Linked DNA regions of Homo sapiens: region 2 is linked to region 1. The links are chromatin loops, found by intact Hi-C in ENCODE. Cell type or tissue: mesothelial cell of epicardium. All regions are shown on one strand. Region 1 has its middle 130 kb from the start of LINC00595. Region 2 overlaps ZMIZ1 (zinc finger MIZ-type containing 1).

Evidence for each region. Hi-C counts contacts between places; a loop is a spot of excess contacts. Peaks named below come from ENCODE experiments on the same cell type or tissue, not always from the same donor. Only the 100,000 strongest peaks of a DNase experiment are listed, where the experiment ranks them.
Region 2: it touches region 1 in a loop (18-fold over the local background); 1 of 110 quality-filtered maps calls a loop at or near these places.

What each region holds. Positions count from the first base shown.
Region 1 is chr10:78,399,747-78,403,746 of GRCh38, reverse strand. No RefSeq gene overlaps it. Among named protein-coding and RNA genes, the nearest start is that of LINC00595, 130 kb to the right of the region's middle. In mesothelial cell of epicardium, no CTCF peak of the experiment used is centred here; a DNase peak (open chromatin) is centred at 1,702.
Region 2 is chr10:79,228,059-79,232,058 of GRCh38, reverse strand. The region is part of intron 7 of ZMIZ1 (zinc finger MIZ-type containing 1); the gene reads right to left. Among named protein-coding and RNA genes, the nearest start is that of PPIF, 120 kb to the left of the region's middle. RefSeq lists an enhancer at 1,533-1,827. In mesothelial cell of epicardium, no CTCF peak of the experiment used is centred here; a DNase peak (open chromatin) is centred at 1,664.

The DNA.
Region 1 (4,000 bases):
CACAGGAGGGGCTGGCTTTGGCTAGAGAAGGAGAAATCAAGGAAGGATTCTCTACCTTCAAATACAAATTGAAGGGCCTCTTGAAGAACCCATGTAGGACTCCAGGGAGGTAAGGAGGAGAGAGGAGAGGTCCCCCAGGATCAGCAGAGGATGAGAAGCTGTGGCAAGTTTAGCAAATGGCAGGCCATCTGCAGTGTCTGTAAGGTAGAGAGGAGAAAAGTGGGCATGGCCATTTGGAAAGGTGATCAAGAGGAGGAAAGCAGGGGTCTGAAGGTCATGGAAAGGTTTGAACTTTCAACGGAGCCTCTGAATGACTTTACTATGATCAGACTGACCTAGAAAGATCGCTAAGGTTGTGTGATGGAGATAGCCTAGAAGAAGGTGACTCAAGAGGTAGCACAACCGAGTCATTATGATTTTGTTACTTATGGACTAGATTCCAGGCCCTATTTCACACTCTTTGCACTCATTAACCTATTGAACTTCATGCCAACTATATAAATTAGGGACTGCTGTCATCCCCCACCCTCCTTTATTTATTTATTTTTTTGAGACGTAGTTTCACTCTTTTTGCCCAGGCTGGAGTGCAATGGCGCAATCTCAGTCACTGCAACCTCTGCCTCTCAGGTTCAAGCGATTCTCCTGCCTCATCGCCCCGAGTAGCTGGGATTACAGGCACCCGACACCACGCCCAGCTAATTTTTTGTATTTTTAGTAGAGACGGGGTTTCACTATGTTGATCAGGCTGGTCGCAGCACAGAGAAGGTAAGTTTCTTGCCCTAAATCAGAACCCAAAGGAGTGGTCGAGCTGAGAGCTGAGCCAAGGCAGTCTGGCTGCAGGGTTTTCCTGCTCCACCACGTGGCTTGCCCTGCTGTGGCTGTCATCCAGGCAGAGACATGACAGGGTCTTTGCAAAGGGCATCAGAGAGGCAGGGGCCATGCTTCCTGTCCCTGACTGAGTGCCCAGGGGCTGAACTAGAGGCTGGCAGGGAATGACTACATGTGAGCACATGAATAAAGAAGAGGCAAGGCCCAAGCGCCCATTATAAGCCTCTGCATCACTGAGATTCTTAACAGTCTTTTCTTTTTCCTTTTCTTAGACACAGGATGTCAATCTGTCACCCAGGCTAGAATTCACTGCAGCCTCAAACGCCAAGGCTCAAGTGATCCTCCCACTCAGCCTCCCAAGTAGCTGGGATACATGTTTAGTCCTAGCCGATTTTTTAGAAAAAAAATTTTTAGAGTCGGGGTCTTGCTCAGGCTGGTCTCAAATTCCTGGCCTCTAGCGATCCTCCTGCCTCTGCCTCCCAAAGCGTTGAGGTTACAGGAGTGAGCCACTGTGGCTGGCCTAACTTCCTTTTCTTGAAGCAACATGACCAGTAGCTATCTGGCTGCTTGTCTCAGTGGCTGCACCCGCTGTCGACCCAGCTCACCAAGTGCTGGGGGCATTGACTGAGAAATGAGGCACTAGGCCGGCCTGCAGGCTGATGAGCCAGCCTCCGCAGACATGCACAGACAGACCCTGTCTGCCGCAGCATCCCAGAAACCCTGAACAAGGCCCCCTGCCTCATCACCCTCCGTCCACCACCATCCCTTCCTGTCCCCTGCTGAGTGCAGCAACTAAAGCCCCTGCTGAAGCTCGTGTTAGGATTCAGAGCAAGAAGCCCCTGCTGGAAGGCTGCTGGCAGCCAAAGTGAGCTGGGAAGGCGTCGCTTTGGAGCACACAGGGGGCCTGCCAAGAATTTCCTGAAGGGCTGGTGCTGAGAGAAGCAAAACAGATGCTTACTGGGGACAAGTTGCACTTCACAAACAGCTAGCACCATCCCGGTCCTGGGGACACAGGGAGAGGCACTCATTGGCATTGGAACTGGAGGTGCTCAAATTGTCCTTTCGTTAAATCCTCAGTCACTGTCCTGCCTGTCACATGACTCCAGCAAAAGCTCAGCTCTCTCTGGCTTGCTGCTCTCCTGTGTTCTTTCTTGCAAGAAGTGCTGGGGTGGCCTAATGCACCAGGCATTGACCTCCTGATCATCTGCTCTGTGACCCAAGCTTTTGCACACCACCTCGTCCCCCTGCCGCCTGGCATTTAGCTCTCCTAATGAGCAAGGGCATGAAGGAGGTGTAATCAGCCCCATACAGCAGGGCAACAGGTAGGGAAGATGAGAAAGTGAAGTAACTTGGCTCAGCAAATATTCAGTAGAGTCAGGATTTCAAACCCAGATGTTCTGACTCCAAGGCCGGTGCTCTGCCTCCCTCATGCCTTTCTTTTTTTTTCACATTATAACAAGATTATAGTTTATAGTTTGCTAATTTTTTACAAACTGAATATCCCCATTTAACCAACACTTGGATCAAGAAATAAGTACATCACTGCATATGATGTATACATGTGCATCATATATGTATATGTATGTATATGTATGTGATATGTCTACGTATATGATGTAGATGGTCTCCAATATACGATAGTTTGACGTACTGATTATTTTATTTTATGATGGTGAGAAAGTGATACATGGTCAGTAGAAACTGGACTTCAAGAAGGCCTGGCACAATGGTTCACACCTGTAATCCCAGCACTTTGGGAGGCCAAGGTGGATGGATCACTTGAGGTCAGGAGTTCAAGACCAGCCTGGTCAACATGGTGAAGCCCCATCTCTACTAAAAATACAAAAGATTAGCCACGTGTGGTGGTGTGCACCTGTAATCCAAGCTACTCGGGAGGCTGAGGCAAGAGGATCGCTTGAACCCAGGAAGCAGAGGTAGCAGTGAGCCAAGATCGCACAACTGCACTCCATCCTGGGCGACAAAGCGAGACTCCATCTCAAAAACAAAAAAAAAAAGAAAAAAGAAACTGGACTTAAAATACCTATGCAACCATTCTGTTTTTCAGTTTCAGTACAGTATTCAACTACACCTCATGCCTATCTTTCTCATGATACCATTCTGGCCGAAGACCTTACCAAAGGTCAGGCTTCAGGCCAACGGACAAGGAGAAGGACCGCTGCAGAGAAAGGCCCCTGCAAGGAGAAAAGTGAAACAGAGGGCTTGGTGTTGGTAAGCCACGAGTACCCCAGCAGGTCAGAGCTTCCTTCTTGAGGAAAACAGCATGGAGGAGTCATGGAGGAGTAATGGAGGAGGCTAAGAGGTGACTTTTTCATCCTCAACCAGTCACCTGGACTAGTGATCAGAAGCCTGCAAAGCATGGCCAAGCAGAAGGTCTACTGAAAAGCCAGGAGCTTATCACCTCAGTCCTGGGGGCATTTACTGCATGGGCCATTCACCTATTTCTTTGAAGGAAGTTCTGTATCTTCAAGCAACAGAGGCACTAGGAGAGAAGACAGACCTAGATTTTATATCTGAGCTCATGAAGCAGAGTATAGGTATACAAAAATACAAGAGGCAAGTTTCAGAATCTGCTAAAATACATATCCCCAAATCTAACCCTTTTATATTCTTAGATACTCCTGGGCGAGATGCCACCAAGCAGCTTCCACCAGACCTATAGATCTTCCCTGTCATGTCAGTCTGACCCTGGGACCACATTTGGCTCCTGGGATGCTGTCCAAGGTCACCTGCTGGGGACATTGATGGACCAGGCAGGAAGCAGTGTGGCATACAGCAGCAGTGGTGGGAGCTCTTAAGCCAAGGTTCCCTGCGTCTGTTTCTGTGCCCAGCATATTGCAGCCACACAGCAGTGTGAACCTGGCCAAGTGTCTTTGTCTCATGCCTTGCTCCATTCTCCATCTCAAAGATTCCTCTGGGCACTGACATTCAGTGATTCTTATCACACAAGGCCCTGGCCAACCCTGAATCTCCAGAGAGATGTCCAGGGAGGAGACTCTGTAGGCTGAACCCACGGCATCAGCCTGCCAGAGATTGAGGCAGGCTGGTCCAGGGGCTGGCCAGGGTGACACCCATCTTGTCCAGCTGGCCACTTGAGCTGAGACACAGACTCCCCAGGGCCTGAAGGAACCAAGCAGCATGGTCTTGATTTTTT
Region 2 (4,000 bases), 830 kb before region 1:
AGCTCAAGGTGGCCAACCTCCACTAGATTCTCCAAAAACTGACCCTCCTCCCATCATTCATGGGTCCATTGTTCCTCAAATGATTTCAGCCCAGTGCCTCCACTGGCCACCCAAGAGCCAGCCTCAGTCTCACTGGACTAGCTGCACAGGAGTGGTCAATAGCATTAAAAACACCAGGCATGACCGGGCACGGTGGCTCATGCCTGTAATCCCAGCACTTTGGGAGGCTGAGGCAGGTGGATCACCTGAGGTCAGGAGTTCGAGACCAGCCTGGCCAACTTTGTGGAACCCCATCTCTACTAAAAATTGTATTTTAGCCAGGCGTGGTGGCGTGTGCTTGTAATTCCAGCTACTTGGGAGGCGGAGATAGGAGAATTACTTGAACACGAGAGGCGGAGGTTGCAGTGAGCCAAGATCGTGCCACTGCACTCCAGCATGGGTGACAGAGCGAGACTCCGTCTCAAAACAAAAAAAAACAAAAAACAAACAAACAAAACCCCCCACCAGGCTTCCTAGGCTGGGCATGGTGGCTCACACCTATAATCTTAGCACTTTGGGAGGCCGAGGCGGGCAGATCACCTGAGTTCAGGAGTTCAAGACCAGCTTGGTCAACACAGTGAAACCCCATCTCTACTAAAAATACAAACATTAGCCATGGTGGTGGTTGCCTGCAACCCCAGCTGTTGGGGAGGCTGAGGCAAGAGGATCGCTTGAACCTGGGAGGCAGAGGTTGCAGTGAGCTGAGATCGCGCCATTGCACTCCAGCCTGGATGACAAGAGTGAAACTCCGTTTCAAAACAAAAACAAAAACAATAACTCCAAGCTTCTTGTGGAATCACAAGTGCTGGCAGTTCTGGGTGTGTGTCACGCATGGCCTCAGGTGGCCCCTGTGTAGCAGCTGTCCCCTTGGTGGGGCTGGGCACTCTGGTGCCCCTGATCACTTCTGTATCTTCAGTGAGATGCCATCTTTGTGTCATCTGCCTAGCTGTGTGGACATGTGACTCTGACACAGAGCAAAGGCACCCCAGGAGGAGGCACAGGACCGGAACCCTAAAACCTAGCCTAGCCCGAGCAGGGCATGAGTGCCCTCGGAGGAGGGGTCCACACCCTGGGCCTTGACCCATGGGGCCACCTTGGCACCTGTGCCCTCCTTCTTTAGAGGGGCTGTGTCTTTCTTCTCTTTTGTTTTTCTCCTCCCACAGTTCTCTTTCCATTTGGAGAGGGAGGAGAACTAGGCACAGAGGCCCTGACACTCAAATCTCTCCCTGGAGACCACTGGGCCACCTGCACATCCTCGCGCTTCCACACGGGCGGACAATCAAGCACAGGCACCACCTCCACCGCATCCAGCATGCTTCAGAGTGCTGGCTTCCCGGCTTCCCCAGGGAGCTCAACAGTGAACCACTTTCCCGCCGTCTGTGCAGGGAGGAGTTCCCATTTTCTCTCTTCTGAGACCCTTTTGAACAGACATGGACCCTGCACACAGGCGGGCCCCTCGACTCCCGGCAGACGCTTAATTGGGAGGAAGTGATTCTAAACATCTGGGGCGCACATCTGAGAGTGGGCTCAAGACCACACGGAGCCTGGAGGAAATGGGAATGTATGCAATGATGTCACTTCCTTGGCTGAGGGTCCTCAGGAGGGGGCAGAGCTAAACAACAGCAGGCATTTCTGGGGGCGTGGCCCAGGGCTGGAGCAGGGCAGCAGCCTGTGAGCAGATAGCCGGCCACCTAGAGCAGACGCTGCAGATGACCCTGGCAGAGCCGAGCAGCAGGACCTGTGGTGCACGGAGCAGTGGTCCCAAGGGGAAAGGGGAGAGACAAAGGAAGTGGGGGAGAGAGGGAAAGGAGGAGAAAGGAGACGGGGAGAGTGAAAGAGAGGAAGGAGAAAGGGGGGCGGGGAGAGAGAGAAAGAGCCAAAAGGACAGAGGCAGAGAACTGTTTTGCTCGGCCGGAGCCTCCCAGGGCAACCTACGGAGGAGGGCAGCGTCCCCACACAGGGTGCAACGAGTCAGTTCTGATCCTGGCTCAGTCCCTCCCTAGCTGTGTGACCCTGGGCAAGGGACTTAACCTCTCTGAGCCTCAGTTTCCTCACCTGGGAAAGAAGCACAGGGGATCCCTGTTGCGGGCTGTTGTAAGTCAAGGGGCTCACCTATGTAAACTGATGGCAGATGACTATCCCCTCACCGTCCCAACCCAGTCCAGGTTGGAAACTTCCTGCTGGAAGTGGCTGGTCCCGCCTCTCTGCTTCCCCACCCCACAGTGTGGTTCTGTGTTGTGGGTCTGTTGACACCATCTTTTCCTAAGCATGTCCCTGCCAGGTCTGGGTCTGTGAGCTCCTTTGGGAGTACAGGGTTCCCTAAGTACGGATCACAGAGTCTAAACATAATAGCTACCCATGAGCTTACGTTGAAGGGGTGAATTTAGCTTATCCTGTGCGCTGAGTTTCTGCCGTCATTATAATTATGTGCCTGTTTGAAAGGCAGACTGCTAATGTTTCCCCCCAGTAATTCCTGTTTCCTGCAGAGACAATAGTGTCTCTTCATCCCAAACAGGTGAGACTGGGTCCTCTGGAATTCCCTACAGGAGTCCAGCCCCAGGCAGTGTTTCTCACCTGGCCAGCCTCAACAAGCCAGGAAGCTTTCCTAGGAATATAATGAAGCATCTGTTAATAACTCTTCAAGGAAAGCCGTGGCCAGACTTCCCGAGCTCTGGGTTCTGTGTCTCTCTGGGCTCAGAACAGCACAGGCAGCCGGCAAGGAGGCTCTGCTTCCCTCCAGCCATCTGCCTGGCCACCGCCCTGTCCCCAGTGAGGGGAATTACCACCTTGCAGAGCTTCCACTGCAAAACACAAACACCTGGTTGCCTGGGCCGCACCTTGTCAGGGTGAGGAGATCCAGATGGTCCCTGGAGAGACAGCTGGGTTACCATGGAAACAGAATTGCTGCTGCTCCAGCCAGGAGAGCTGGATTCTAGATCTGTGGGACCCCAAGCTCAGTGGAGAGAGTGATTTGCATACAGTCACATAGCAAGTAGGTCTCAGAGCCTGGACTGTAAAGCAGGACTTCAAAATAATCAGAACTATTACATGCAGAGCCCTCATGAGATGGCAGTTTATGCTACATACTTGGTACCTATCATTTCATGAGAGGCTGGGAGATGAGGCCGGGGATACATATAGCATGGAAGCTGCAGAGCTAAACCAGGCCCACGTCAGCCTGATCTTGAAGCCCAAGCTCAGGTCCCTGTCCTAGGCTACCCCCAATTCTGGTTTCCAGCACTGGGCTCTACATAGCCTGAGACTAGCCCCATACCAGAAGCTAGCTGGCCCTGACTCAGGGAACACTGAAATGGTGGAGGCAAGGAGGGGCTAGGGGCCTGCAGGCAGAGACCCATTTCCAGGGCCTGAACCCTCACCTCCGAGCCCTTGCTCTGCCATGCATGCTGACCTGGGCAGCTCACAGGGGCAAGAGGGCAGGGGTCTGTTGGCCTGAGCCTTCCTCCCTGCCCCTGTGTGCCAGATGGGCCCTGGGAACAGGCAAGAGGCACATTCACAATGAGTCTGATCCCAGGGAAGGAGGAAGAGAAGAAGGCACAACCATGGAGGAGGAGAAGGAGCACCATATTTGGAGTTGGGGCAGGCCCAGGTCCACAACCCTCCTCCCCCAGTCTCTTGATTCTTCCTTCTTCTCTTCAGACTCAAGGGCCCACACATCCATCCACTCAGAGCCATGTCTTCACTCATCCCTTGCCTTGTTATACAAAGGGTTGAGCTACTTTGGACAAGTGAATAAATCTCTTTGAGCGTCAGTTTCCTAATCTATAGAATGGGTTGGATTCTCATGAGGATCATAAAATACCCAGCTGCAATGCATGGCATGAAGCAGTAGCTCAATAAATGGTACTTTAAATGTTACTTTCTCTTCCTCCTACCAATCTTTGAATAATTTTGAGCTGGGCTGCTGGGAAGACTTGGCGAGACAGAAGCCCTCAAGGTTTCC